Linked DNA regions of Mus musculus: regions 1, 2, 4, 5 and 6 are each linked to region 3. Evidence: chromatin loops called from intact Hi-C (ENCODE). Cell type or tissue: left cerebral cortex. All regions are shown on one strand. Region 1 holds the start of Nrn1 (neuritin 1). Region 2 has its middle 23 kb from the start of Gm30600. Region 3 has its middle 63 kb from the start of Gm30549. Region 4 has its middle 52 kb from the start of Gm30600. Region 5 has its middle 42 kb from the start of Gm30600. Region 6 overlaps F13a1 (coagulation factor XIII, A1 subunit).

Region 1 (5,000 bases), 400 kb after region 3:
GCAGTTCTGCAGGGCTGCAAGCTTGGGTCCCCTCGGTGCGCGCTTTTCAGCTTCTAGTTGCCTCAAGACCCTCGCGGTCCTACTCAGTCCCTCCACCGCCCGTCACCTGACCCCAGTTTTGCACCCTTTTCTCCCTTTCTCCGTCTGTGTGCACAGATGGCTGACTGTGTGGGCTCCCAGTGCAGGGGCTTCGAAAGGCAAATTAAACGGAAGCCCGGTCTCCCTAATCCCCTTTCATTTCTGCCACTAACCTAGCCTTACGCGGTCGCCCTGCAGTCTTATAAAATATGAAGGCTCTTTTATTTTTCTCCTTTCGCATATCTCTTCATTGGCTCAAGTAATACAGTTAGCCAATGCGGCCATCAACATTTGATTAAAGACGCTAGAATTCAGACTGGGAAAGAGGGTGTGGTGCATTGCAGAAAAGGAGAAAAAAAATCAAAACTTAATTTCATTTAAGAAGTAGCCCTGATTATTTTTCCATCTTACACGATCCACTACAGGACCTTGCACGAACGCAGCTGAAGAGATATTTCTTTACTGCAGTCAGTGCTGGATCATCAAAAAATAAAATAAAGAGCGCAGGTGTGTGTGGGTCTGGGTGTGTACGTGATGGACGTGGGTGCGTGTATCAACATGTCAGTGTGACCCTACAGATGACTTCAGGAGGCCCCAGAAAGGAGTTGTACACCAGAGCTTGCCTTGGAAATTTCCTAAAGCGCGAAGAGTTTGTAAACCACAAGAAACCGAAATTTACCCTAGCCTAGGCTTCTTGCCCGACAGCCTTTCCAACCCCCTAAAATAGGTGTCTCTATGCCTGGTATAGATGCCCCTCGGTGGGTGAGCGTCGCGAATAGTGACATTCACAAGAGGGCACGCAGAGTCTATTTCTGGGGGCCCCCATGCGAGCCGAACGAACCCCCGGGGCCTGGGTGTGTACGCGCGCTCGCGTGCGGAGTGTGCGGGCGAGCTCGGGGGCGCTCCCGGGCGTGCGCTTTTGTGAGTGTGTGCGTGTGCTGGGGGGCCGGGTTATGTGCTCACGCGCTCTAGGCTGCGCCTAGAGCTCAACTGTGGGGCTGGAGAGAAAACTAGGGTAGGCAAGTGAGGGGGTCTGCACCCCACTGAGGGCGAGAGAAGGGTGATTCGGACCGGAGGAGTCTCTCCCCTCTGTCCTCCCTGGGCCCAAAGCTCCCCAAACCTCTCTGCAGGGTTGGAAGTGTCTGGGTTCGTTGTGGCGCCAGTGAAGGAGGGAGCAGGTTGAACAATCGAGTGGGCGCACCAGGACTCCCCGTCTCCGGGGCGGGGAGAGGAGAGGGAGCCCCGATTCTGCGCAGGGAGGGGGCGGGGCTGGGGGCCCCTGGAACGAGGAGGCGGGGGTGGCCACTGGGATGAAAATCAGTCACTACAGAGAGGCGAGATTTCGTTGAGATCGCACATTAATTGGAGATATCTGATTAATTCCAGAGTCTTATGACTATAAATGGTGATTCTCTACCAAGGTGTCTATATTATAAAAAAAAAAAAAAATCAATCCGTGTCATCCCCCACGTCAGGCCTGCTCGTGGGCGTGAGGCTGTACTTCCTCCGCCCCCTCCTAATGGAGTGAACCATTCCCAGCTCTCCCCCCCCCCCCCCAGCCTCTCACTCTCTCACTCTCTTTCTGTCTCTTCCTCGCTCCCTCTCTTTCTCTCCTCCCTCTGCCTTCCCAGTGCATAAAGTCTCTGTCGCTCCCGGAACTTGTTGGCAATGCCTATTTTTCAGCTTTCCCCCGCGTTCTCTAAACTAACTATTTAAAGGTCTGCGGTCGCAAATGGTTTGACTAAACGTAGGATGGGACTTAAGTTGAACGGCAGATATATTTCACTGATCCTCGCGGTGCAAATAGGTAAGTGGCCGCCCGGTACGGCTTGGTAGGCGACCGGAGATTGCCTACCCCAGAGGCGCCTAAGGGGACTTGCTGGCCAGGGTCTGCCGCTGGTTGCAGAAAACCCTGCAGACTCCCTGAGTCGGGGCATTAGCTCTTGGGGACTCTGGAAGGAGTTCTGGTTTGGTTTTCCTAAAGAAAGTGATTTCTTTTGCAGGGAAGTGTGTGTGTGTGACCGGCTGTTTTCCAAGGGGGGTTCTCCCTTTTCTCCAAAGCGCACATCCATTTTTTTCCTCCCTCTTTGGGGTTAAAACAGGATCTGAGCGCTCGTAGCATTTGTCCCCTGTTATACTGCAAGATACTATCTTGAGGGGTCAAAAGGTAAAGGGAGGAATAAGATGCCTAGGTAGCTAGGGCTGAAAAGTTTATATGCAGAAAGCAAAGATATTCTAAGGCTGCCCTCAAACTGCAGCATTTAGAACTTTGTCCTTCCTCCGCCCCTCCCCCTAGATCTTAGCTGCAGCGTTTGCTCCGGGCACCGCAGACTACTCCGAGAAGGATAAATCAACCAAATATTCACTGATATACTTTTTCAGGGTCATGTGTGTCTGTGATTTTTGGCAGATTAGCATCTCTATTATTTTTATACAGGAAAGTGGTTTAACGTGTTCGCATTTTGTCTTTTCGTGGGTTTGTAATTTTTGTTTGTGGCGGTTTATTGGATGGATTTATTTAGCCCCCCCCCCCATTTCATGTTAAGGAATGTGAGTCTCAGCTACACTGTTGGGAGGCTTTTTTAAAGTTTATATTTTTCCATCCAAAATGCAAATGTTTTAAGTACTAGTGAATCCGCTTATGTGATACTGGATGGAAACATTAATTAATGTAACTGAAAAGGGAAATTAAAGCAGCTTATTAATAGAATGGACAAAAGGAAAAAAATAGAAAGTCTCCCAGTGGTTATTCTGCAGATGGAGAAAACTGTTCGTGCCAGGCTGGAGCGTTCTTTACAGACAAATCCTTGCAGCATTTCAGGGGTGCGTCAGGGAATTTGTGTGGGACAAGAGAAGAAATACTTAACATTTTTTCTTCATAAGAAATATAGAGAAATTGGGGCTTTCGGAGCATTAAAACTGATTCTTTCTATGGGGTCCATATGCATTTGCCATATTCTTGAGAATTTGTTTGGGGGATTTTTTTGGTTGTTTATTTGTTTATTGTTTTGCAGAAACTGGGATTTTTGCAAAGCAAGGAGCATGCACCGGGATGTTGCCTTTTCCTTTAATTTTAGGAGATGACTTAATGCTTTGCATCTGGTGGTTTTGTGCCTTTGACATTAGTTCAAAGAGCTGCAACCATCCTAGGACATAGATCCCAAGGGCAGCAAATGCTGTAAGTGTTAGAAATAAGTGAGTGTGGCATTTTGCAGTTAGACGACTAATGTTCATAGATTAAGAAACAGCTAATGTTTTAAGATAGGGACTTCACCTGGAGGATGTTTGGGGACTCTGTTTTCCTAGTAGATGAGAATAGAAATAATGAAACAGTAATTTCAGGAGAGATGCATTTGATGAACCTCAGCCTGAAGATGACCAAAATTTTCATAGTGGAATTAAAATGTATGTTCCTAAATATCTACCTTTCTCCCCCGCCCCCCATTGGAGCCTCAGTCTTTATTAATTCATGGATAGAAGCTGTCCCAAATTACTGACATTTGGCAAGAAGCGTGGGGGTTGGGGAGGGGCGGGGAAGTAGAGGATGGAGAACGAATGAGGAAGTTTGGGATGAATGAGAGAGGTCCAAGAAATGAATGAGAACATGGAAACCGCACTGGATGGGGATGCAGAGGAGACAGGCCGGCTGCCTGTCTCGGGGTTACAGAAACCGGGTTCAGAAAGGACTGGGAACTCGACCGATGTGTGGTGCCTGCACCCTCTGTCCCGCGCACTGCTTCCGGCTTTCCAGTGCAAGAGCTCTAGAAGCCACAATTTCTAGACACAGAACTGTTCCCGAATTCGTATTTTACACACGCTCACACACATGCGCCCTGCGGGGTCTGCTCCAGCAACGCCTGGAAAAAAAATAAAGTGACAGGAAAGCTTCCCGCCTCCAGAAAGCCCCAAGCCCTCTTTTAAAATCCAACGCTGATTTTGGGGGAAGGGGGAGGAGCAATGAGTGAGGAAGGGCCTGCGGCCAGAGAGGCTAGGTTGCATTTTGTTTTCTTCTCGCAAAGGCATGTTTGTAACATACATTATAGAGGAAGCTTAATGCGATTTCTTTCATCGTGGCCGAGCTACAGTAGAACAACGATTTATGTATTCATAAGACACGGTGTCGGTGTTTAAATTTTGCTTTTATTATAGTGCCAAGGGTTTTTTTCTTCTTTTTAAAATCGGCGTGAAATCGGTATAGGTCTATGGAAGGTTGTGTGTTTGCCCCAGCTAAGGTGGAAGTTAACCTCGCTCCCTTCCGCAGAGCTTCCCGTTCCGGATTAGAAAGCACTAGTCCCGCCTAGCTCTTCCTGCTGCAATCTGCCAAGCGCAGCTCTCGGCTGTCTGCAGCTGACTGGGTCACCTTCCCGCGAGTCTGCAGTAGCTTGATGTTCAGAGACAGGTAGACTGAGACTGAGGGTGCTAGGTGATCTATCCTTCTGGGAGTTTTCACCCCGGGATGGACGCAGAAGAGGCCAGAGCTCAGACCCCCTAGAGCCCATGGCCCACTTCCATTTTGGAATTCACCGTCTCCCCTTCCCCGCCCTTACAGCGGTGATTTGCGCCTCTCTCTAGCCCTTCGGGTACCCTGGGATTTTTGTTAGCCACTAGATGGGAAGAAATGGAGTTTAAGTTGCGCTGGCCTTCCCGGAACCTAGCAGCTCTTAAATTCACCGCCTCCGAGTTTGGTTGGTTTGAGTATGGAAGCTAAGACCTCAGTGTGGCCTGAAATTTTTTCTTCTCTCCCCCACCACCTCTGCCACAGATTGTGCCATCTCCAGCCCCCACCCCATCCCTGTCCGAGCCAAAGTTCTAGGCCGCAGCTTGCTGGGCCCCTAGCAGCCTGGCTGCAGCCTTGAGAAGAAAGGTCTGACCTAGCTGTTTCCAGAGATATAAAAGGGGTGTGCAAAGGTGAGAGATGCAGA
Region 2 (5,000 bases), 92 kb before region 3:
TGAGTATGCATGTGGTGTGTGTGTGTGTGTGTGTGTGTGTGTGTGTGTGTGTGTGTGTGTGCATGTGGAGGCCTCAGGTCTTTCTTGATAGCTCTCTACCTTTATTCATTGGTAGAGACTCTCAACTGAACCAAGAGCTTATGGATACCACTAATTTGCTAGCCAGCCACATCATTTCTGGACATGGAGAGCATTCAAGATCTTCTCTACTAGCTATTTTGAAATATGTAATTAATTTTTAGGATCGTACCTACCTCTTTGTGATAGGAGCATTGCATTTTTTCTCTTACCCTGTGCACATTGTCTACCCTCTTTCCATCTCTCTCCCCATATTCTTCAGTTGACTACTGTTAGTTTTAATCATCTATGAAATAATGTTTCTAAAGATAGTGCTCTCTATATAATTAAAACTATGCAGTCTTTATATTTCTGTGGTCAGCCTTAGCTTTTAAATGGTGTGATCTTTTTGTTTTAATAATTTTTTTTCCCAAAGAAAATTTCCTGACAAGATAACTCAACATAAGGAGAAGAGTCAAGTCTGACAACACACCTATCTCCACTTGCTCATGCAAATTGAGGACATGCTCCAGTCTTAATTTGGAGTTTTCAGTTTCTTGTCAGTCTGTGTCTTGGCCTCAAGACCTCTATTTAGAGAACTTGGTGTCAAGTTTCCCTGAAATTAATTTTTGAAAGTGAAGTCTATTATTGAGCCTTTATATTACCTCAGAGCAATTTCTCAGTAGTAACTGTTGTTCCTTTAGATGAAGCAAATCTACCATGGGTCCCTGGTTTCCAAAGAACTCTCGACTCCTGCAGATCAGAGCATACCTAACCTGGGAGTTTTCATAAAAGTCTCCATTTTTCAAGACTCACCAGAGACCCCCGACTTTGGAGGGTTATCAAGCATTGTGGCAGTCCTCTCTCAGGCAGCTCTTGGAAGAGTTCAAATGTTTTCAAAGAATTCATTCTCTCTCTCTCTCTCTCTCTCTCTCTCTCTCTCTCTCTCTCTCTGCCTCTGTGTGTGTATGTGTTTGTGAGTTTTTGTGCATTATATCTATAGAGGAGCCTGCAGAGGATAGATGAGGGCACTGGATCCCTTGTAGTTAGAGGTGGTTGTCAACCACAATATGTGTGTTGGAAACTGAACTTGGGCCCTCTACAAGAGCAGTAGGCATTCTTAAAAATCAAGTCTCTTTTCCAGTTCCACAATTCATTTTAGATGTTGGATCATAGACCATGTGTATCAAATCAAACTCAGGAGATGTAAAATGATTTCTTTTTTAAAGTTAGGAAGTACCCAAAAGAATTGTCAGGTATGCCCTATTGAAAAGGACCCTTGAAATAGGTTAGATAAGGGTCTAAATCTTTGGTTCCTTTATGGATCCCCAGGATGTTCTTTTCATATGTGCTCCCTTTCAGAATAGGGAACTAGAATTCTTAACCAGGAAGGCAGGGGTCTTTGGATTTAATAAGCCTGCACTTGAAAGTTAGGATCCTAATCTTGAGAAGGTTTAGTTTCAACTCAAATCTGGCCAGGTGGGAGAATGTCATACTTCCTCCACTGAAAGTCTTGACACTTTGTGAACATGATACAGGTGTACTCCCATTCATGAATTTCATGTTGGCGGTTAAGGATAGAGGTGGATATCTGCATGGCTGGGTACTTCAAGGCATTTGAAACAGTTTAACATAGTTATTTGAGTTTCCTTTCTGGACAAGGCTATCAAGAAACACAGACAAGTAAAGGTCTGGCCTCCCTGGCAAGGAGCTGACAAAGGCAGAGATGGTAAATTGTTTCCATATAGTATGGTGACAGTAGAGTGGCCTCTGTGCAGAGGACAGGGACATGAACACTGAGATGCTCTGAGTATCTTTGCAGCACTGCACACTTGCAACTCTTACAACCACTATGTGAGTCTGATGTGGGATATTCTCAGCATCCTAGAAGGCTCCTTAGTGCTCTCCGCAGCCCCTACGGTCAATATAACTGTGACTTTGCTCACTATCATAGTAGATTATTTTCAATGATTTTAAACTATGTGTAAATTGAATCATCCAATATAAATTTTCTTTTGTCTGAGTTCAGTCGATCAGTATTATCCTGTAATGTTTCCTTTGTTGTTCCATATTGCAATTTCTCCTTTACTGGTCTGCAGCCTTTACTGTGTGGTACTGCTAGTTAATTCCTCTGACCTCTGCAGGTTGCTTGGCTTGTTTCTGGTTTGATTATGAATACAGCTAGTTAGAAGCAATCTTGAATATTCTTTGATGCAGGCAACCAAAGAGGAGAAGGCTAACCAAAGGGAGGTGTGGTGTGGTGTTGATGTCTTATCTAGGGCTGAGCACTCTGCAGTCCCTTATTCTCTGCAAATTGATTAGTTGTTGGTCTCTGACTTAATTAGAATCTACTCTAAAAGCAGCTTCTTTGATGGGTGTTGAGAGCTGTGCTGATTTATAGGTATAGAGATAAGTACTTAGGAGGCAGTTTAGTTCTGTGTCTATTTAGCAGAATACTTGTAGTAGGGTCTAAAAAGGAGGGGGGGTCCTCAAAAGAAGAAATACAAATGGCTGGGAAATGTTTTTCTGAAATCTACAATATCCTTAGTCATCAGGGAAATGCAAATTAAAACTACTTTCAAATGTCATCTTACCCTAGTCAGAATGGTTAAGATTAAAAAAAAAAATCTAAAATATGACTACAAATGCTGGCAGAGATCTAGGGGAGAAGGAACATTTATTCACTGTTGGTGGGAGTGCAAACTGGTACAGCCATGATGGAAATCAGTGTGAAAGTTCCTGGAAATTCCAGAAATAAACCTACCGCATGATTCAGCCATAGCATTCTTAGGCATATACCCAAAGGACTCTCTAGCTTACAACAGACATCCTTGTTCATCTATGTTCATTGGTGCTTCAGTCACAACAGCTAGTAAATGGGAAAAGCTTGTACATCTATAAACTGATGAATGGATAATGAAAATGTGTATACATACACAGTGGAATAGCATTTGGCTATAAAGAAAAGCAGCATCATGAAATTTGTAGATAAGTGCATACAGCTGGAAAAATAACCCTGAAAAACAAAGGCTGCTTGCTCTCTTCATATGTGGACTGTAGCTTTGAATCTTTAGATAAGTAGGTGAGATGGTTTGTATATGCTCGGCCCAGGGAGTGGCACTATTAGAAGGTGAGGCCTTATTGGAGTGGGTGTGTCATTGTGGGTGTGGGCTTTAAGACCCTCATCCTAGCTGCCTGGAAGTCAATATTCTGCTAGCAGTTTTCAGTCTTCAGATGTAGAATTCTCAGCTCCTCTTGCAGCATGCCTGCCTGGATGCTGCCATGTTCCTGCCTTGATGATGATGGACTGAACCTCTGAACCTGTATGCCAGCCCCAATTAAATGTTGTCTTTATAAGAGTTGCCTTGGCCATGGTGTCTGTTAACAGTGGTAAAACACGCACAGTGGGTTTAGGTTGGAGTACCCATAGAAGTCAGGAAAACAGTAAAAGGCTGTTGTAGGGGGTACTTGCAAGGCAGCGACACAGTGCAGTGGTAAAACAGGGGAATGGGAATAATAGAGTAAGAAGAGTTAGATGAGGTGGGAAGTGGCAGGGCAAGGTTGAAAAGGGAATATAGAGAAGGATAATTAACACTAAGGATGTTTAAAAAAAAAACTCACGGAAAGCTACTACTGTAGAATTCATGGAACACACACACATGTATAAAAAGAGTTTGAAATTAGTTATCCACTAATAGGGGGTCATTGCCTCTTTCAGATACCATAGGTTTTCAAATAAGTTTACAACCCAGATTCAGCCCTTCCTCTCCTCCCAGTACCTCCTCACAGGAGTCTTTCCCCCATTCCACCTTTCCCTTCTCTTTTGAACTGTTGGTCAGAGGACCCTTAAAAATTACAGGCTGCTTCTACTGCTAAGACCCTATTGGTGAAGACATCCAATGCCTGAAACATTGAATATGGAGAAGTCAAGCTGGAAGTGAGCTGGCAGCTTCATCTCTGCTGGCTAGCTGTGTATGCTACCAGGGAAATAAAGCAACCAACAGTCTTAGTCAGCTGTGGATGCTTTGAACTGCTATAATAATATGTGGTCTAATGGGATATGCCCATTGGAGAAATGGTGGCACAGATCTTATAGAAGTAACCAACAACTTTCTGACTGGATTTAAGACATACTCCACAAGATAGATTCATGCCTGCCACTGGAAATAGGACCAGAAACTTGTAGCTTGGTAGGTCATATGCCCTGCAGGAGAACATACTACTATTATATAGCTAAGTGGACATAGTCGTGAACTCATCATATAACCCAGGCTAGCCTTGAAATTGTGATGATTTCTACCTCACTTCCCAGGATCTAGAACTGCAATGTGAATAATCATGCACAGCTCCTTTTATTCTTTCTCTTCCTCTTATCTTTCTTCTTGCATAGAAAGTATTTTTAAATTAATTTATTTATTCATGTTATATCTTAGTATCAGCTCCCCTCTTCTCTCAGTACTCCACACACAGATTTCCCCCCATTACTCTTTCTCCTCTCCTCTAAGAAGAGAGAGCATCCCTGGGTATCAACCTCCCCCCTTCCCCATTCTCGGAACATCAAGTCACTCTCCCACTGAGGCCCAGACAGGGCCACCCAGTTAGGAGAATGAAACCCACATTCAGGCAAATAGATTCAGAAACAGCCCTCATTCTTGTTGTTGGGGGACCCACATGTAGACCAAGCTGCACCTACAGATGTGTGGGGTGGGAGTTTAGGTCCAGCCCCTGCTTGCTCTTTGGTTGGTGGTTCAGTAGACTCTGGGACCCCCCCATGGGTCCAAGTTAGTTCACTCTGTTGGTCTTCCTGTAGAGTCCTTGTCCTCTTTGGGTCCCCCAATCCTTCCCCCCAACTCTTCTACAAGACTCTGTGACCTCCATTTAATATTTGGCTGTGGGTCTCTGCATTTCTTTTCATTGTCTGCTGGGTGGAGACTCTCAGAGGA
Region 3 (5,000 bases):
TACTAACTATTATTTATTCTAAAGCTATTATTACTAGCTTTCGAACTACAAAAGGCCATCCTTGAGTTGCTTATATACTCATCCCTGCTCCCTTTATCTAACCACATCCCACTATTCTACAGGTAATCAAAGCTGGTTATGCCCACCCATATAATGAATCTTTCTTCTATTTTCTTGCATCATTGGTTTGAGGAGTCCCAAGTGAACAGATGACATAAGTAGCTTTGGGTTGAAAAGGTTTAGTTAAATAAAAAAGTTCACTGTGAACTCCTGGTCACTTCCTCTAGGGCCCAGAATTTCTAATCAAGATTAGTTTAAAATTATACTGATAGAAAAGAAATTTCTCTGTGGGAGTCACTGAAATGATTTGGGGAAATCTTATTCCATCCTAACCTCTAGGTTCCTGGACCAATGCAGTCTGCAGACTCTCACTGTAGAGTGCTCTATGGCTTGCATGATCACATACCAACTGTAAAGTACTTTGTGGTTTACACTATAGTGGACACTCTCCATTCTAATTGCATGGAGTGTCTCAGGCAGACCAGGCTTGTGGCTCAGCTATTTGTTAGAAAGACACCCCAGAAAACTTGGAAGTTCTAAGTGATGTGGCGCAGGACATAGTGGATGGATGTTGACATGTGCCTTTTGTCACATTTACTTAGCTGCCTCTGAGTGGATGAGTTGGCTGAACTGTTAGCATTGAAGCTAATACCCCAACACACTGTGTCTGTCCCCACAGGACCTCCCACTAGTGTCTCTCCCAAACTTTCTCTTTGATCTCTTAAGTATATACATGTTGGCCAAGGATGTTTATCAGTTTTGGAGAGACTTTATTTTGGGCCACTTTTTCTGTACAATTGTGATGAATACAATGTCGCTCTATTCTGGAAGGGTTTCCTCCCTTCAGCATAAGAATTGAGAACTTTTGAGTAAAGCCAGGGCTTATAATCCACCTACAGTTTAAGCTCATGATCTCTGTAACTGCTACAATGGAGATATGAGAAAATGGTGTCCAGAACACCTATTTGTATGATGTACTCACACTTCCCAGACCTGTGTGGTCTCAATTCCAAATGTGTAGTTTTTTATGAAAGATGAGTTGCTGCCAAGAATTACAAACTTGTCACTTGTTGTCTCTGATCATCCCCTGTTCATGAAGGTTGCTACTTTCAGATAGTCTTTTCATGGTCTATGAAACACACTCTACTACTCTGTATTAATGCCTACTAGCCAACGAGGGGCCACTTTCTGGGTAGCAAATGGTTCTCTGATGCAGGTGGCATTGCTTTGCCCCCACACTCTTGGGTTCTTCCCAGTGCCTCTATTCCTGGTATGTACCCATGGTTCTAGCACAATTGCTTCTGCTAGATCATTTGGCTCAAGTAGTGAGATGCTCACACTGCAAAGCTATTTCTTTCTCTGGGCTTACTCAAAACATGCAGCAGACTGAATCATTCAATAAATGGACCAGAATGGGTTTTCCAAAGCATGATGTAAAGTGTCTTCAGATTCCAAGGATGTATCTCAGACATTGCACCTCTTTCTTGGAGGTGGGATGTGCAAAGTGCAATAGCTTGCCTTTTACCTCAGAGGGGGTGTCCTGGCGTGCTCTAGACTTCACAGTTCTAGAAACTTACCATTTTGGTAGTTTTTTCTTCTTTTTTTAACTTTCTGGTATGTATGTGTCTCCCCAGCCCATTAAAAATACCTACCATTCCCTATTCTGTAGCTCTGATTAATGCAATATTATCAATATAGCAAACTGTCATGAGTTTATATAGGATGCTGAAATGATCAAAGTTTATTTTGACTATATTACGACAATGACAACAAGGAAAGGCTGAGACAGGAAATGTGCAAAGCTATGTGTATCTGGTTATTATGAACTGCCTTTGATCCTTTCCAGATAATCACAGAAAAAGAATGCATTTGCCAATCAGTATTCACATCCCAAGAGCAAGACACTATGGTGGCGTCATTCTAAATCCAGCAGAAGTATAATATCAACTGTAATTGGGTCTATCCCACGGTTCAGTTTGTGAACTCCTATCAGCAACCATGATCTGTCTTATTTTTACAAAAGCCATATGGTTGAATTAAATGGAGATATAATAAGATCCACCACCTCTGCATGTTTTAAGTCCTTGAGGGTGGCTCTAATTTCAGATATTCTCTTTTGGATGCAGTATCACTTCTGATCTATCTTTGTTAAGGGTGGGATAGCTTCAAGGACTTGCCCTTGGTCTTGTGTGCCATGTTATGGTTTTTATTCCCTCAGGAGACCAATATGAAGTTGTCTTCCAGATATTATATGCATCTGTCCCAGTTATGCACATCAAAATCAAGGAAGTGAGCATATAGTGGAACCACAGAGTTCAGTAAGAGATGTTTTAAGCTGGACTCTATTTATCAATAGGTAACACCTGTAAATGTCAGTTTTACAAAGACTGTGATGGCGTTTGGGGTTTTATGGCCTCCATGTCAGTTCAGAGCCATATGCAGTAACTGTTAAAAATAATCAGGAAATTCCTTCTCCTTAGATTATATTTACTCTGATGAACAGTCACGAGCCTCTAGGGGAAGAACTATGATGATAGCTACTGATTTTCTCATTGTTGCATTGAGGGGAACAACCTGAAATCAAGAGTCCTGGTTCAGTATTGACAATAGACATTCCCAGGCAAATGTTCTGGCTCCTGCTATTAAATATTTTCTGGAATGGTATGGATAATGCCTTGGTATGGATAATGCCTTTCTTCCTAGAGAAGGGCTTTGCTTCCCTCTTATGCTGTGAAGACAGTTAATCTTAGCTATTGGTCTGCAGACAATGAGAAGAGGCAGGAGCAGATCTTGATACTATCTCCAAAGGCGTAGACCTCAGATGGACCATTTGTATGGCCCCTTTATCATCAGAGGCTGCTCACCCCAGCAAGAGGAAAGCAGTCACTTGTGCATATTCAAGGAAAGTTGGGAGGAAAGAGTCTCGAAGTATATCTGCCCAATATTCCCATATTAGGACTTACCTCTTCTATTCCATGGCCCCAAATTTATTGTAGGTACCTTGTAAATCTATCATGGGGAATAAAATATTATGTCCCATTATTCAATACACTTTGTAGGCTTCACAGCAGATCTCAGGTTTGATAGCTAACATTTTATTTTTCAATGCTTCTCTGATCATTAATAATAGCCACGTGATTCTACCACTACTACCATCCATAATCATTGCCTGAAAGTTCCTTGTGCTGGAGCTATGTTAGAAGTGAATGTAGCCCTTTTTACCTAGACCTCTCCCACAGCTCACCTGAGGTCAGCATTCTAGTTAGAAATGTATTCATGTAGATATAGAAATGGTATCTTGCTGGGGTCTGATTAGTCAGTTCTAGAATTTCATCCTAAAGATCTTTTTCTTTGGTCTATGCTATCACCTGATTTTTAGATAACTATAACAATTAGCTTTTGCTGTGTTACCAACCATATCAGAACTTACTGGATTTTAACATCAACCTGTACTGAACTTTACTTGGGTGTTCCTTCTCACTACCCATGTTGGCTAGGACTTGTTCAGCAATCAGTCATTTGGATGTTAGTTCTGCTGATCTCAGCTAAGCTTTCCACCTCAATAGACTGAAATGACTTACTCCAGCCCACATGTTTGTTCATTATTTTGCTTACAGCATAGCCCTCATAGCAGAGGCTAAGACCCATGAGAGTGGGCAGAAGTATGGAGTTATCATTTAGGTCTTGGCTCAGAACTTGTAATACCTTTTTAAATTGCATTTCCAAAAGTAAAGCAACTCACAAGGTCATACTAAAATCAGTGAGTTGGAGAAATAGTCTCCCTTTTTGACCTGAGAAGTTACAAAGTCAAGTTGGCAAAGGCAATGAAGTAAGAGGATAATTGCATCCATTTTTGCCACCAACTAACGTGTTGTCCTCTACTACCTGCCAACATATCCAGACAAGGCACTGATTGCAAGAACTTATTTGAAAGATGGTTCTAAGGGGTTGAGCAAATTGCCAAAGAAGTGTGAGAGAGAAAGAGATGGAACATGCATCAAGGGTGTGTTCATGGAATGGTTTCCAAGGGGATTGCATGGGACATCTTGGAGTCTCTGAAGAACCTTCAGAGTTGCCTCAGCAGAAGGGAAGGAAAAACCAAGTCTGTGAGGCACTGTCTCCTGTCTCTCCTTGCTTGAGGACTGATCTCAGGTGGTGAAGAAGAAGGGAGGGTTTAACATATGGAGAAAGATTGTATACACATGTATATAAAGGGGGGGGGTTCTCAGTAGAGATGGAAAATGTGACCAACCTATGAAACAGAATTTCCCTCTGACCCTTAGATGGACAGGTTCATTTCTGTGAGTTCTAGAAGAAACCCCTTGGTATAAGCAAATAGAGTGAACAATTTCAAACAGCAATGACATTGCCTTGTAAATGAAATTGCCACAGGATTTGACCAGGAGATAATCAGTGGGCATCTTGGCAAGGGTTGTTTTATTTTTAGTAGTGAGAACCAAAGTTTATTTGAAATAGGGGGAAGAAATAACAGGAGAAGAGATGGAGTAAAAAGCATAAAAATATTCATATGGAGGATGCAATAAGAGTGGACTAGAATCTAGAAGTGAGGTGAAGAACAAGTGAGGGCTTATCATATTGAGATTGTATGCCAGTGTATACAAATGAGGATTGCTCAAGAGAGTTGGAAAATGTGACCAACATATGAATCAGAATGGGAGACCTTTGAGACTGTTGTCACTGTGGAGATGGACAGAGGTAGCAAGTCCTTCATGGTATTCAATATCCTCTCCTTCAGGAGGCATTCCCTGATATGTATGCAGTGCAAGATGGAGAGCCTCTGGGAAGCACTGGCCACTGTTGTTGTTAGCACTAAGCCCTGTTTGTGCTTCCTTTTCATTTTTAAACCTTGCCTTACTGTAAGACACACCCAACTCAAGCAGGGATCATGTCTGCCTTAATCAATGCCTAGTCACCATCTC
Region 4 (5,000 bases), 63 kb before region 3:
TGGCATTTTATTTCAATAATAGAAAACCGATTAACATAAAAGTCAAAGTAACAATTACACAGTTCCTCTATAAACTTGGAAAGAGAAATCATTTAAATGAACTCTCCAGCATCTAAGCTATGTGGGAGATGTGGAAATCAGCTTTGAGGAAAAAAGTAGGATGGATAACGAGACAATATAGCCTCCAGCTACTCCTCAAAGAGTCCTGATCTTCAGTACATGGTATTAGATCTAAAAGGAATGGAGGCCAGGGAATGGCCGCTTTCCTCATTTTCACGGAAATTCTCACAAGTGATGATTCCCCATCCCCTTGTGAGTTACCTCATTAGGTGGGACTTTCTTTGGAGCACAGTGTGGTGAGGTACAAATAGCCAAGGATTTAGAGGCTTGGGATTGGCTCAAACACTGTACATAAGTTTATGGGCTGGGCAATAAACTTAGATCTGTACCCTGATGCTGGTCTTCTCCGTCAGATTTCCTGGGATTCCTTATGTGACTCTGTCATCTCTCACCCCTCCATCTTTGGCCCTGTTCCCATAAAGATAAACTTTACTGAAAGTAATTTGCAAATAACCAGAGGAAAGAACTAAATTCAGATTTTAAAAATGGAAAAATGTTCCAGTTCTACCTGTCAACTTACTTAAATTTGGGACTGGCACTTAGAGACATGGGGCTAGCCTCTGATTGGGTTTCCAGCATCAGACTAGGGCTCTGTCATTCCCAGGTGGGTTGTTTGCTTTGCTCAGGACTTGTTTACCTCTATGGATTACTGCCAGAATTATTTTTCACTTGCACATTTTCATCCTCTTGAATTATTTCATGAGTGTGTGTTTAATTTCCTTAGTGTATAAGAATCCAAGGCCGAGATCCATGTCTTATTTATTTTGTATTTCTCTAGAGTAGACATTTAATAACTTGTTGTTTCTTTTCTAACTATATTTTTGTGGTTAGAATAAAAACACCTTTTATTTTGATACTTCCAAACTAAAAAAATAAATCCTGAGTACCATGAAAAAATTAATAAAGCTAAAAATGTTGTTTCTATCCATTGATTTCTCAAGTTAATTTTGATAGATGTGTGAGTATAGGTGTTGGAGTTTTGTTTTGTTTTGTCTTTTCTTCCTGTGCTTCATTATGTTTAGATATTGAACTGGCTGGTTTATATGTGAACTTGGCACAAGGTAGAGTCACCAGAAAAGAAGGAGCTTCAGTTGAGGAGACGCCTCCATGATATCTAGCATTTTCTCAATCAGTGATCAATGGGGGAGGGATCAGCCCATGGTGGGTGGTGCCATCTCTGGTTTGGTGGTCCTGGATTCTATAAGAAGGCAGATTGAGCAAGCCAGGGAAGCAGATTAGTAAGCAACACACACACACACACACGAGAGAGAGAGAGAGAGAGAGAGAGAGAGAGAGAGAGAGAGAGAGAGAGAGAGCCATAACAAAGGAACAGTGCCATATGGCCAGAACATATCTCTAAATTTTCCCTGATGGGGAATTACATCTCATGCTGAGAGGAGCAGCTCAGAAACTTGCCAGAAAGATAAACACAAATTCTAGTGTTTTGTGGACAAAGTTCCTTTCCTGTCCTGAAGCATCCTCTGAACCTGTTATATCGTGTGGCTCTCCTAGAGTAGATGCTGTGGCTGCCAAGCCCGTAACACTTTGGATCCTTTCCTTCCCTGGCAATACCCATAGGCCCTCCCTGATACCTTCATCCATGCTTTCTCTGCATGTTTGGAAAAGTTCAAGGGCCTGGAGCACACCCCTCCAAACTATGTCCTGGGGCAGTCTTTGATGGTACCCGATACAATAATATCAGAACTTTAGCTTTCTCACCTATTAAAATCTGAGATGTGATCATAGTATCTTGATAGCTTCACCTACAGGATCAAGCCAAATTGACCTCTGTTGGATTGCCCCCCCCCCCTTTCTTTAATTCCTCCTTCCCTTCCTTTCTCCCTTTCCCTCTCTTTCTTTCCTTCTATTTCCCTGCCTCTGCCTGTGATCCTAAACCCTAGTGACCACAAGAATCCTAATGAAATTTTGGAAACCTCATCTCAAAGGCTCCTTCTAGAATCTCACACATCCCAAATTGGCCTTGAACTTATTTAACAATGAAGAATGACCTTATATTACCAATCCACCCATTTCCACTTTTCGAGTGCTGAACCATGCTTGACCTTACTTCTGTAATCTTGCTTAAGGGTACCAACCCAGTCATCAAAAAGTCCAGATTATTCTAACACTCATTGAGGAAACCATTCACTGATTATGGAGATAGAGCTTTGTGAAGGATTTACCCAATATGCAAATGTTCACTAATAATTAGAGAAGCTCCCCCACTACATAGTCCAACTTTGCTACTCTGCTTCTAGAACTTGGCTTCCTCACCTCCTGTGGAACTTACAAGTATCTGTCTCAACAAGGATGAACTACATCCTTGCCGACTCTGCTCTTAGAGTCTCCTTCCCCCTCCCAGGCTGTGTTACTGAAGCTTCACTCCAGCTGGAAGTCTGACATACATTTTCTAAGCTGGGTGAATTTAGGACTTGGCTCAGTTTTAACACCCATCTCACCAACCCCTGTCTACTGTTGTCATCCCCAAAAAGTTGGGGAGGAAGCTAGAGGGAGGCAGATCTGGTGTCTTCACCCACAGCCGTGTGGTTTGAGAAGACATTTAGCACCAAACCAAGATGGTGTCATAACTGGAGTGGGGGTGTATGTACCAAAAAAGCAGTGAGGTTTTTTTTATAGTTTTGAAGAGGGCAGCTAAAGTGGAGTTTTCTGCTTTCTCGTGCTTCTGTAATGGTCCATGACATCACTTTGGCTTACCATATTCAGTAAATTAGTTCTTAGGATTCCAGTTGAAAGGGTGCCATTTTGTTCTTATTCTAAAGTGTTATTAAAATGTGTGCTCAAGTCTACTCATATTTTTCTCTTCCTTATGTAAAAAAGGATGGATGATTGTCCCCTTTCCAAAGTTAGAAGTGGGAGCAAGAATTTATCTTTACTAAGTTAGAATGCACCATGTGCATTTAGGCTGAGCAGATTTTTGATAGGACAAGCCATGGAACAGTCAGACTAGACACCTAGATTTTTCTTGATGGGTTACCCCAGGGAATCAACCTGAGGGGCATAAGGCAAAGATGGTATAAGATAATGCTGTGAAAAACACTGTGAACATCTGTTGTGCTCCATTGCATGTACAGTAAGGGAATATTAAAATAAATACCTTTGCTCTATAAAAATGGTACTGTTTATTAAATATATGACAATTTTGACATATTGGTCCAAGGATTTTAATAGCAGCATGAGAAATTTTGCCCAGTTGGAAGACCTGAGAGTCTTTACATGAATTATGACATACTTTTAAGATAATGTTAAAGATTTCAATGCCTATGGCCAGCTACTTCCTCACTTTAATTGCATAAAAATTGTAGTGAGTCATGGTCTTGAGGGAGTTGTTCAACGTTATCTCTTTTGTACCTTTGATTTTATGAAAGGCTTTTGTAGGAAAATCAGTTTTAAAATATTTATATCTCATTATTTGGGCAATAAATTAAAAAAATACAAACATTCCCAAGAGGAAAAACAAATTGAATTGTAACAATTTTTTTTCTAGGGCAAGTTTTATTAAGCAATTATTATAGCAAAACTCACCGACTTTTAAAACCAAACAGCATGAAAGTAAGAACAACAAATTATTTTCCCTCACCCAAACCCTGAACTTTCCAGATGTGTTCAAAGTTGATCTGCATGTTTAACTGAATAATAGAATATTATTTGTAACCCTCTGATAAGAGATTCCAAAGGGAGTGGAGTATATGTAAAAAGGAGATGCTATAAATGCATATGACCTAGGACTAAAAGATGACTCAGCATTTAAGGACGCTTATTGCTCTTGTAGAAGAGTGAGAAGATGCTGTTCAGTTCCCAACACCAATATGGTGGCTCACAACTGTTCCTAACTCCAGTCCCAGGGGAATCTGATGCCTTCTTTTGAACTTCATAATTCAGACATATATGCAGAGAAAACACTCATACAAATTTTTTTTTTGGTTTTTTGAGACAGGGTTTCTCTGTGTAGCCCTGGCTGTTCTGAAACTCACTCTGTAGACCAGGCTGGCCTCGAACTCAGAAATCTGCCTGCCTCTGTCTCCTGAGTACTAGGATTAAAGGCATGCACCACCATGCCCGGCAGATAAAAATTTTTAAAATCTCTGTGACTCTTGTGTCTCCTACATTGTACAAATGATTAGTGTTGTTGCTTGTTTATTCCTCTAATAGTTTAAAGTTATCAGAAGCTTAGGGAGCTAGTGAGATGACTCAACATGTAAAGGCACCTGCTGCCAAGCTCCATGACCTAGGTTCCATTCCCAGGACTTCCATATTAGGAGAAGAGAACCAACCTTTGCAAGATGTCCTCTGCACAAAGAAAGGAAGAACAAAAGGAAGGGAGGGAGAAGGGGAAGGGACAGAGAAAGAGAGAGGGAGGGAGAGGTAGAGGGAGGAAAAGAATAAAGAAAGAAGGAAAGGAGGCAAGCAGGAACTTAGGGAGATTTTTTGGAGAAGGCTACTGAAGAGTGTTAATTTCTCACTCAGAAATAATGTATTTCTCCTTTATCTTAAATCCATGTAGGTAGTTTTGAGGCATTCTTAAGATATCTCTAAAATTTGGGGATTTTTTTTTTGCTGCTTATTAATTATTTATATACACACACACACACACACACACATATATATATATATATATATATATATATATACATATATATGAGAGAGAGATAAAGAACAGAAAAAAGAAGAAGGAAGAGAGAGAGAAAGAAGAGAAAATAAGAGAAAGGAAAGGGAGAGAGGGAGGGATGAGAGGAGGAAGGAAGGAAATGAATAAAGAAGGAAGGAAGTGGGAGAGGGAAGGAGGAACTGAAGGAGATTTTAGAGAAGGCTACTGGAGAATGTTAATTTCTCCCTCTAAAACTACATATATCTCCTTTAAC
Region 5 (5,000 bases), 160 kb before region 3:
CCTATGGGGCTGCAAGCAACAACTTTTTAAAAATTCAGTTTAAGTTCTATTCCATGAAATGGAACTCATGTCTGTTACTTTTAACTGAGCCAAGAACTCATGACCTGATAGCCCATAAGCCCTAGGAAAGAACCAACTCTATTATTCTGCTAAATGGACAGAGTACTAAGCTGCCTCCTAAGTACTTATCTTTATACCCATAAAGCAGCACAGCACGCAGCTCTCATTATCGATGCTTCTTGCTTGCAGGAGAGGGTGATTACTATAGAGAATCACGTTGGTCAAAGTGCAGAGGATTAACTGTGGAAAGCTTAGTCCTAAATGGAGCATCTATGTCATATCTATCTCCTCCTGTCAAGGCTGAGCTATCATCATGGAAAAGGGAGCAGGAAGATCTTAAGAACACGAGCTAATAGATGACTGTAGCGAAGCCATGCTTCTCAGATATAACCGGACTGCTGCACACATATACTAATATCAACTGTGACTATATGAACAAGACCCATGCAAGTTGTACCCAGAAGAAATTCCCAATTTCATCTACTCTTTTTTTTCCTAACCCTACTGAGTCTTCTCATCGGTGCCTGCGTGTGCCCAGGTGAGGAGTCATCCAGTGGAACACAGGTCACATGACAGGTGCCACAGATGAAGAAAACCGATTCTCGTACCCACACCAGCCACAGTTGCCAATAGCTCCTCAATTAGGAGTTAGCTCTAATAAGTCCCTCTGCCTTCCATGCTGGAATTTGGCTACTATTTCTCTGTAGTGATCTACTGCTACCTCTGGATCTCAGTTTTTTTCTGCCCCCCTCTTCCATGATAATCCTTGAGAACTGGGAAACAGAACGTGCTATAGGTTTCCTATTTAGGGCTGATAACTCCACAATCTCTTATTCTTTGCACTTTGACCACCAGGTGTGAGTCTCTGTATTCAACATCATCTCCTGCAAAAGTAGCTTCTCTGATGATGGTGGAGAGCCACACGAATCAATGGGTATAAAGATAAATGTTTGGGGACAATTTATACTATGTCCATTTATTAGAATATTTGTAATAGGTTCTTCCCTAGAGCTTATGATACACTAAGCCCTAGGTTTTTGGCTCAGTTAACTGCAGTAGGCATGAGTTCCATCTTGTGGGGTAGACCTCAAATACAATCAGAAAATGGTTTGCTACTCCAGAGACATTCATGCCACTATTACACTATTGTGTTTTAGTGGCTGCCAGGCTGGTCATTGCTGTAGCTTACAGGAGTCACAGCTGAGTAAACCGTTACTTTTCTCCCACAGTAATATGGACAATGCCTCTGATTCCATGACTGCTAGCCAGTAGGGATGAAGTATTCAGGGCAGTATCAGTTGATTTCTCCGTGTTCTATGGCTCAAGTATTTTCAGCAACAGGATCTTACCATCAAGTTTAGGAGGGTAACAAAGACTGATGGCATAGGTTATTTTGGTTTTGGTGAGGGGGTGTCTATGAGATTTATTACCAACATGAAGAGACACAATTTACACTGGACGCTGTTTTCTTGTTTTTTTTTTTTTTTTTTTTTTTGATAACTTATGGCATCTGGAAGATGTTTTGTCCCTAGGTATAGGGTAATTCCACTTATTTTATACATGTATATGTGTATGTGTTTGTGTACATGTTTTTGAAGCTCACACAATAGTAGGTTTCCATAGATCATGATATGTCTATGTGTGCACATGTGCATTTGAGTGCCAGTGGCCACCAGCATAAAGAGTTAGATCTTCTAGGGCTAGATGCCCAGGTGGTTGTGAGCAGAAGTCTGACATGGGTGCATTGTTCTTGAACTGTTCAAGAGCAGTGAGTGCTCTGAAGGCTAAGTTGTCCCTTCAGCCCCAGTCCCCCTTCTTTATAGCTCCTGACTGTTCATGCAAGGACATGTCCTACTCTGTAGTTTGTTCAGTTCTTGAAAGGATAATGCTTCCTGAAAGGATAATGCCTCCTCTAGATTTGCATTTAACATTTCGTGGAGCTATTTATAATCTCAAGTTTTCCCAGTGTGGCCTTTGCTCTGGCTGGACTACCTAATTATCACACCGTGTTAAAGAAACCAAGCTCATTAGAACCATCTCTTTTGGATTCTTTTTTGCTTCCTCTTAACCCTGGCTAGCTGTGTTATGAGTATATGATTTTGAATGGGGAAATATAGCGGCATGCTTGAAAAACTTCAAATCCTTAGAAAATACCTCAAGAGTCATCTGCTTACTAAGGGTCTAATTTTCAAATATAAAGGACAGGACCTGATAGCTATTTGTAGCTCATTTAGGGTAGTTAATGAGGAGTTATCTAATGAAGAGGCTGAGCAACAGCCTAAGAGTCCTCTTGAATAGGCTTAATCATCTTTGTCTGATGATAATCTATTCATCTTTTTTTTTTAAACCTACCCAAAAGGATACTGAGGAGGTGACTGATTTAGAAATTTAGTAACATATTCAATCCAGTTTGGATTGGTTTTGTATACTGAAAAGGAATCACTGTTTAATAAGTGTGCTTCTACTATATAATTCACAGAGAAGAGAAACATGCTATTTAAGAAAAAGAAACATATTAGATGAGCTCGGGATTGTTAAGTAGCTTCCTAAGTGTTTGGCAATCTTATAATTTTCCCCTTGCTTTGTCTGCATATCTCACTTTTCTTTCCAGACTTGGTTGGGTTCTTTTAAAAGTCATCGTCTCCTGAAGCATGTAATTTTAAGTAACAAGACAGTGAAGTGACATATTGCAACACTGGAATTGTTGAGTCAGCCCTTCATAATTTCACAACTGTTAAAATACTCACACTGGAAACTATGACTAACTCCCTCTAATTCTCAAAAGCCCTCTCAAGAGAAAACTCACATTTTGTGCTACTCAAATGCCATCAAAATGACTCCCTTCTGGCTCCTAGTTCAGCTCAGCAGGCAGCTAGTAGAATAGCAGGTTGGTGCCTGTAAGCAGCTGTGGGCTGCATTAAAAGCTCGCCAGTAATTGTGTCTGAGAGATGAATAGGGCAGAGCCCACTACAGACTCAAGGTTGAAAAAAAAACCCAACAACAACAATGCTTAACAGATTCTGTTATGATTGCATCTTACAAGACATCCACCAATATTTAAGAATGTAAAAATCACTGGTTTTGATGGAGTTTGATGATGCTTTAAAAGGCATGTGTCAGATGCTGAAGTTTAGGGAAATTACAAAATTGAGTTCTTGAGATTCCTCTAAAATCCCCCCCCCCATTTTATTTTAGGGGTATGGGTGTTTTGCCTGCATGTAACTCTGCACAGCACTTGAGGTCTTGGTGCCCAGGGAGGCCAGAAGAGAGTCTCAAATCCCCATAGGACTGAAGTTATAATGGGTAGGAGCTGCCATGTGGATCCTTATGAAATTTATCCAACAAAATGCTTTAGCGCTATTGAAGGTGCTTTTAAAGTCCTCACAGATTACCCAAGTCCCTCTTGCCTTACAGAAATCTTCATCTGGTGAACCAGTTTGTTCAGCCAGAGCCACAGGCCCAGCCAAAGGTACTTGCTGTCTTATTTGTATATGTATTAAGGAGCTGATATTTCTGGTCTTTAAAAAAATGCCCTCTCTGAGTTGTCTGATGTGGATACAAGCATTGCAGTCACTTTTTGACTAACAATTAAAACAGGTCCTGAGAGATGTACCATCAAATTCAGGTGACTTCCTGTGTGAAAACCCTGTGGATCTCTTACACAAGCCTAGATGCTGGAGGTCAGTCAGGGAATATGGCCACTTAAAGCGACAGAGACACAGCAAAGACAAGACTGGGGGAGCTGTTGCCAGCGTCCCAGGGTGCACTTTCACAATCAACACTCTTTAAATAAGTAGGGGTATTCTCCACATGACCAAGAAAAACACGCTATTATCAATTGCATAAACAACCCAATAAATACAGATAAATGCATAAACAGCAAGCCAGCCACATAATTAATTGGTTGTTATCATGATCAAATACTACATGCTTTCTGTTATTTCATGTGTCACTATGCTGCTTTTATTAAACAATTTTTACATACAACATTTTTGATCATATTATCTCCCTTCCCCAATTTCTCCTGGATCTCCCCACCTCTCTATATGTTCTCTCTCTCTCTCTCTCTCTCTCTCTCTCTCTCTCTCTTTCTCTCTCCTCTGCCTCTGCCTCTCTCTCTCAAAACAGAAAAACAAACAAACAAAAAACAACCAACCAATCAATCAATCAATCAATCAATCAATCAAACAAACAAACAAACAAAAGATTCTGGAACTAAACACACATCACCTTAAAAGCCCACAGAGTCTGTTTTGTGTTGGTCACCTTCTTCTGGGCATGGGATCTGCCCTGGAGTGTGGTTCTTTGAAGATAACTGACTTTTCCTCTCCCAGCAGGTATCAATTACAAACAGCTTTTTGGTTAGGGGAGGGGTTTTGTCTTCACTTCTTCTCAGTGGTGGTGTGTGGTCTGGTTTGGACCTTTGCAAGTCTTGTGCACGCATGCTGCCACAGTCTCTGTGAGTTCATGTTTATCAGCCCTATTGTGTCTGGAGGATGCTCTTTCCCTTAGAGTGAGTCATCAGACACCTCTGGCTTTTACACTCCTTCTGTCTCCTCATCTGAATAGTCTCCTGAGCCTTGAGTGAAGACTTTGATAAAGGCATCCCATATAGAGATGAGTTCTCCAAGGTCTCTCTCTGCACATTGTCCGGTTGGTCTCTGTGTTAATTCCCACCTGCTGCAAGAAGAAGCTTCCAGATTAGGGCTGATCGATGAAGTGATCTGTGGGGATAGCAATGTGTCACTAGGAGTCATTTTCTTTCTATGATTGGCCACCAGAGTGGTAGGTATGCTGATACCAACAGTGCTGAAGCCAGGTAAGGAAACATGTAATGTCACCAGGCTAAAGGAACAAATCATCATTGTCATTATGATTTATGGGATCCTGTCTATGGGGGCCCATCATCAACTCAAATGCTATATGGCACATGGCTAATA
Region 6 (5,000 bases), 240 kb after region 3:
ATAGAGCACAGTCCTTTTCCAACCTCACATGCACCCTTTCAATCTTCCTTGTCTCCTTAGCCCAACTAAAGGATGGACTCAAGCCATTCCCTGGCTGTAGAAGCAACACAACCAGACATGACAGCCTCACGCTTGCTCCTGGGCCTTCCGCATCATGACGGATTGTATCCAAAATAAACCTTTCCCCTGCAAATATTAAAAATGAGGGGATAACTCTATATGAGTTAATGGATTAAAATGATGTAATGTATTTCTCAATTGAGTCAATTCATGTAGGGACCAAACCTAAGCCCAAGTTGATTTTAATACAGCTCCATCAGTCAGACCACTCAGGGCTTGTCCCAGATCACTTCAAGGGAATTAGAACCTCATTCTTCTTTTGCAAATTTACTAATTAATGTAGGTAGGTGGCATCAATTGCATGCAATAAAACGCATGTTGCAATCTGAAGTCAATCCTAGTCTTTTGCAAAATCACACATGTCTGACCCTAAGCAAGCATCCTGCAGTGCCTCTACTGCAAGTAAAGTTTTCTAAGGAGAATGTGAGCAGACTTCAGATTGGTGATTAAAGGGAATGTGTAGGCTAGAGTCAGCTTGGGAGATTTGAATAACTTAAACCAACCAGTACCTTCAAAGGTGTTATCATTGTCACTTGGCTATATTTAGTTGCCTTTGCTTTTTGGAAGAGATGAGGCAGCTCCAGCCTGTGTCTCCCTTGGCTTTCCCCAGACACCATAAATGATGTTGGCAACCTCCCATCTCCACCACTCATACAGTGAAAATCTATTCCTCCTTCTCTTGCCGCGTTTAATAAACTTTATCTAGAACAATTTCTTGTGCGGTGGCACAACATGGCACTTATATAATGGACTATTTCAGGAGCAGTGTTCTCTGGGGCTCTGGTGCACAGTCCCATTTCTTCAGTGCTGTGATTGAGAGAATGGTCTGCCTCCAAGAAGAAGGGAGCCCTGGGGCTGAGACTATAAGTGGTGATAAGAACCCCTGCAAAGATGGGTACAAAGAAGATGCACAAGTCTTGCTGCCCTAAAGAAACCTAGTAGCCAAACACATTCCCCTAAGAAAAACCAGAAGACCACTGTTTATTATTATCCCTGGAAACATCAAGGGACAAAATGCACTGTCTCTAAGGACATACATACCTGGGCTCAGCCTACAGAACTGTCCTTTGGGCTCTAGAATCCTGGGCTATGGGAAATGGAGTCACAGAGTGAGCAAATGGACCCAGGCTACAGATACAACTCTGCATCCTCAGCCCCCATGGAGATTGAAAGAGGAATGAGACTACTTCCCATCCTCCATGCCATTCTGCAGGGCTTATTCTCTACCCTGAAAGCTAGCAGTAAGGTTTCCACACAGAGGTCTCTCCAGTCACAAAGAGGAGCGAGGGCACTCTATGCTCATTTTCTGCCATCTTGGGATTGCCTTGGCTCAGGTCAGAGCCTGCAAGGTTGAAGCTCCTAGGATTCACCTTTAATATCTCTGTTTACCCTTTCCATTTTACAGCAGCAAACACAATGCTTCGAAAGTTTGACAACTCTTTTCTGTAGTAAGACCCCACTGACTATTACATTTCCAGTGTATTCTTTCTTCACCCATGAGACAGGAGAGCTTGTCCCTGATTGACTCCTTGTATCTGTCTTTTGCTGTTTTTCCTGGTGACTTGTGTGCTAATGAGGGGAGGATGGGAGAGGGCAAGTGAGCCATATGCCATCTCGTCCAGGTCTTGATGTCCGCCTTGTTGGTTTTTCCTCCCTTCAGCCAAGAAAAAGGAGGTGCTGGTCAGAGCGGGCGAGTACATGAGCCACCTTCTAGAACAGGGCTTCTTGCACTTCTTCGTCACGGCACGCATCAACGAGTCCAGGGATGTCCTGGCCAAACAAAAGTCCATAATACTGACTATCCCCAAGATCACCATCAAGGTCAGTGAACATCTCATCTCAGACAAAAAAGGAGGGCAAAGTGCTTAGTCAGTAGCCAGATTGTGTGTGCATGTGTGGGGGGAGGAGGGGGTGTCCAAAAGACATAATGGAGCTAGGATCTTCCTGTTCTTTGAAAGAAGTAAAATATTCTATATATAGTCGCATGCATATAACACTCCTCTCCTTATTTAAATATATAGATGTGACTGCAGATATAAATATAACCTGTGGTATAAACACACTTGTGGAGGAAGATAAAGATGTGTGATGGAGACAGAGACTCAGAACTCTCTGTGTCTTCAGAATAAAGTGGGTCAGGCTTACAAACTACCTACACTGTCCCTTCTGCATCTGGGGCAGTAATGTCATTCACTGAGGTGTGACTGTATGCAGTAGGATGTGCAAGCTGAAGTGTAGAGCTGGGGAGCAGTAGCTGAATATACATATGCCGTTATAAGCACCAGCTAGATGAAAATATAGAGGATCCCCAGGTCTTCAGAGAGCTCCTTCCTGCCTTTATCCTGTTCACAGTCTACCCCACATACCAAGATGACACATTTTTCTGGCTTCTGTCACCATGGCTTGTTTTTTCCCACTTGGATCATGGCTTTAGTTGTACAGAGAGCACAGAGTTGGTTGTCCAGGTAGTACAGGGTATTTCTTCTCAAGTTGCTCATGGGGACTGGTAAAGGAAAGCCAGGGGAGTGGGTTACCTGCTTCTCAGCAGCGTAGGCTAGCTTCTGGTGGCATCAGTAGACAGCCTTACCAAGACCCCTTCCAAGCACTGGAAGCCAAGCATCTAGTGGTCACCTTGGAGAGTGGTATTATATGCCACCTGGATGTGGCCTTAAATAACTTCCCTGGTGTCTGGAGAGCATTTGTCTCTGAAAAGACTGAGTGATCAGTATAAATCCTCCTAACATGAAGTATCCTAAAGTAACCAAGTAATCTAAGTGGCCCCAGAGATGGGACACTGGGCAGGAGTGAGAGATGAGCTTTGTTTCTTATGAACCACTTTTTAAGCTAATGGCTATTGTGTGGCATTCAATATGGCTGCTCTGCTTGCTTATATACTGGACCCTGGCAGCTGCTATCAAAGTATCACATATATAACTGAGCTTTCAACACTCAATAAAACCTACAGGTAAGCAGTACAAATGTTTCTACTTTATATGTGAGAAAACTGAAGTGCAGAAGGGCTGTAAAACTCGTGCAAGATCGCATCATCATCAAGATGGAGAGCTAGGTCTCTAACCCCAGCAGTCCAGTTACAGAAGCAGAATGAGAATTGCCTCATCCACTTCTTCTCAAAATCTGGTTGTGTATAGATGGTACATGGAGCACCCCACAATGAGGCTCACGCAAAGCTGAATATGTATAGGGCCTATTGAAGAACAGAATGTCAGACCCTCTACCTCTAGGGAGGTTTATGTCATTCTCTCTCTCTTCTGTTCTTGAAATGCAGTCACTTACCATAGACCTGTTGTGATTGGTACTGTCTGCACAACAGGCCTGAAGAGGCAGAATGCAAATGAGGCTGAGGGAGAATCAGAATTCTGTAGGTAGAGTCAGAAACAAATGCTAAACAGGAAAACAGGGCACTTGGGTTACTCCAGGAGTGCCATCTTGCCCTGAGAGCATGAATTCATTAGCTGGGGGCACAAGGACCACAGCAGCAGGAGGCACACTGGCTCTCCATAGTCAGAGATCTTGAAGATGTCCCTTAGCCACATAGCAAAGGCATCTTTTGCTGCTCTGAGGGGGATGTAAGCAGAGCCTGTGCCCATGCTCAGATCTCTGCCTTTCCCACCAGAGACAGTTCTCATGTTCACCTCATTATGAAGCAATGGCTTGTCCCTGCCAAGATCTCAGGAGAAGCTTTTCCAAGCTGTGAAGTGTTCAGACCACAGCACAAAATAGAATTTAATTGCACCACTGATAATAAAATGTGTGTAGAGAAGAAACTGATACTTTTGATCTTTTGGGGTATTATTAATTAGAAAGGTTGGATTTTTTTTCTATCTTTTAAGATTCTTTGAGAGCAACTGAACTCCCCATGGCAGAATTACAGAGGTCTCATTCTGCATGCTAGTAGACCAGGGCAGGACTGGAACCAGGGTTGATTGGGTTCAGTTTGAGTTAATTTCCATGACAGAAGCAGGGGTTCTGGTTCTGTTGGACATTCAGAGTCAAGGCCATTTTCTGAGAAAGAAGATCTATACTGTCCAGGGCTAAGACTGGAAAAACTATAGATGAGACACTATCACACAAGCCCTAACCATTAACCCCACTAATTTCAAGGTTAAAGTAAATCCAAACAGGCAATGAGATGTGCCAGGGAAAGGGACTGCTCACCCTAATGCCACTCAGATATCACCCAGCTGTGACAGATCCGGATTTCAGAAACTGTGGGAATGGCACTAGGCACCTGTGACACTGGAGACATAGTAAAACAGAGCTGTATCCTTCAGAAGCCAGTTATGCACTGGGAGTGATGGGGAGGGCTCAGGAAGGGAAGGAAGGGGCTTGCTGTTGGGGGTACTGGAAAGATGGTAAGAAAATACTCTGTTGGACTGCAATGTGGGAGAGCACTTCAGAGAATTAAGTAAGATAAATGGCATAAAGCAGGAACTCCAAACACACTAAAAGTACAAAGCCCACAAGGGTTCCAAACACGTGGTCCAAAATTACCTGCAACATGTCACCTCATCAAGTGTTAGGAAAATGCTAGAATACTTTGTCCATCCCTCTGAAGCATGGATGGGCTCACAGAAGACTGAGTCTCTTACAGATGCTGTGCATGGATAAACCAGGCACAGGGTAAATGTGAAAGAGGTAGTTAGGAGGACAGATCCTTCCAGCTTCATTCTGCAGGCAAGAGGAGGAGGAGGAGGAGGAGGAGGAGGAGGAGGAGGAGGAGGAGGAGGCGGAAGCCAGCATGCTGACAGTAGTGGCAGCAGCTGAGAGATATTAAACACTGGAATTTTAGTAATGCCCTTGTATCATCTTATCTGAGAGATAGGTATTACTGTAACCTTCACTGGACAGAAACCCAGAGA

Evidence for each region. Hi-C counts contacts between places; a loop is a spot of excess contacts. Peaks named below come from ENCODE experiments on the same cell type or tissue, not always from the same donor. Only the 100,000 strongest peaks of a DNase experiment are listed, where the experiment ranks them.
Region 1: a loop joins it to region 3, with 6 times the contacts of the local background. A loop is called at or near these places in 3 of 42 quality-filtered maps.
Region 2: it touches region 3 in a loop (9-fold over the local background); 2 of 42 quality-filtered maps call a loop at or near these places.
Region 4: it touches region 3 in a loop (8-fold over the local background); 2 of 42 quality-filtered maps call a loop at or near these places.
Region 5: a loop joins it to region 3, with 2.3 times the contacts of the local background. A loop is called at or near these places in 3 of 42 quality-filtered maps.
Region 6: it touches region 3 in a loop (11-fold over the local background); 4 of 42 quality-filtered maps call a loop at or near these places.

Annotation. Positions count from the first base shown.
Region 1 is chr13:36,731,121-36,736,120 of GRCm38, reverse strand. It overlaps Nrn1 (neuritin 1), which reads left to right and starts at 1,644. Exons shown (of 3, transcript NM_153529.2): 1 at 1,644-1,885. The coding sequence starts at 1,831. Gm30177 (a long non-coding RNA gene) reads right to left here. Exons shown (of 2, transcript XR_382190.4): 2 at 4,199-5,000. In left cerebral cortex, a CTCF peak has its summit at 1,911; DNase peaks (open chromatin) are centred at 2,906, 3,882, 4,378, 4,941 and 5 more places; H3K4me3 peaks cover 5,000 bases; H3K27ac peaks cover 5,000 bases.
Region 2 is chr13:37,223,833-37,228,832 of GRCm38, reverse strand. No RefSeq gene overlaps it. Among named protein-coding and RNA genes, the nearest start is that of Gm30600, 23 kb to the left of the region's middle. In left cerebral cortex, no CTCF peak of the experiment used is centred here; a DNase peak (open chromatin) is centred at 2,786; H3K27ac peaks cover 1,550 bases.
Region 3 is chr13:37,131,790-37,136,789 of GRCm38, reverse strand. No RefSeq gene overlaps it. Among named protein-coding and RNA genes, the nearest start is that of Gm30549, 63 kb to the right of the region's middle. In left cerebral cortex, no CTCF peak of the experiment used is centred here; DNase peaks (open chromatin) are centred at 1,447, 2,038 and 2,520; H3K27ac peaks cover 2,233 bases.
Region 4 is chr13:37,194,931-37,199,930 of GRCm38, reverse strand. No RefSeq gene overlaps it. Among named protein-coding and RNA genes, the nearest start is that of Gm30600, 52 kb to the left of the region's middle. In left cerebral cortex, no CTCF peak of the experiment used is centred here; a DNase peak (open chromatin) is centred at 2,634.
Region 5 is chr13:37,288,665-37,293,664 of GRCm38, reverse strand. No RefSeq gene overlaps it. Among named protein-coding and RNA genes, the nearest start is that of Gm30600, 42 kb to the right of the region's middle. In left cerebral cortex, a CTCF peak has its summit at 2,940; a DNase peak (open chromatin) is centred at 2,796.
Region 6 is chr13:36,889,747-36,894,746 of GRCm38, reverse strand. F13a1 (coagulation factor XIII, A1 subunit) reads left to right here. Exons shown (of 15, transcript NM_028784.3): 13 at 1,781-1,941. The region is part of intron 2 of Gm30489 (a long non-coding RNA gene); the gene reads right to left. Among named protein-coding and RNA genes, the nearest start is that of Gm30489, 68 kb to the right of the region's middle. In left cerebral cortex, no CTCF peak of the experiment used is centred here; DNase peaks (open chromatin) are centred at 1,319, 2,331, 2,883, 3,755 and 2 more places; H3K27ac peaks cover 2,079 bases.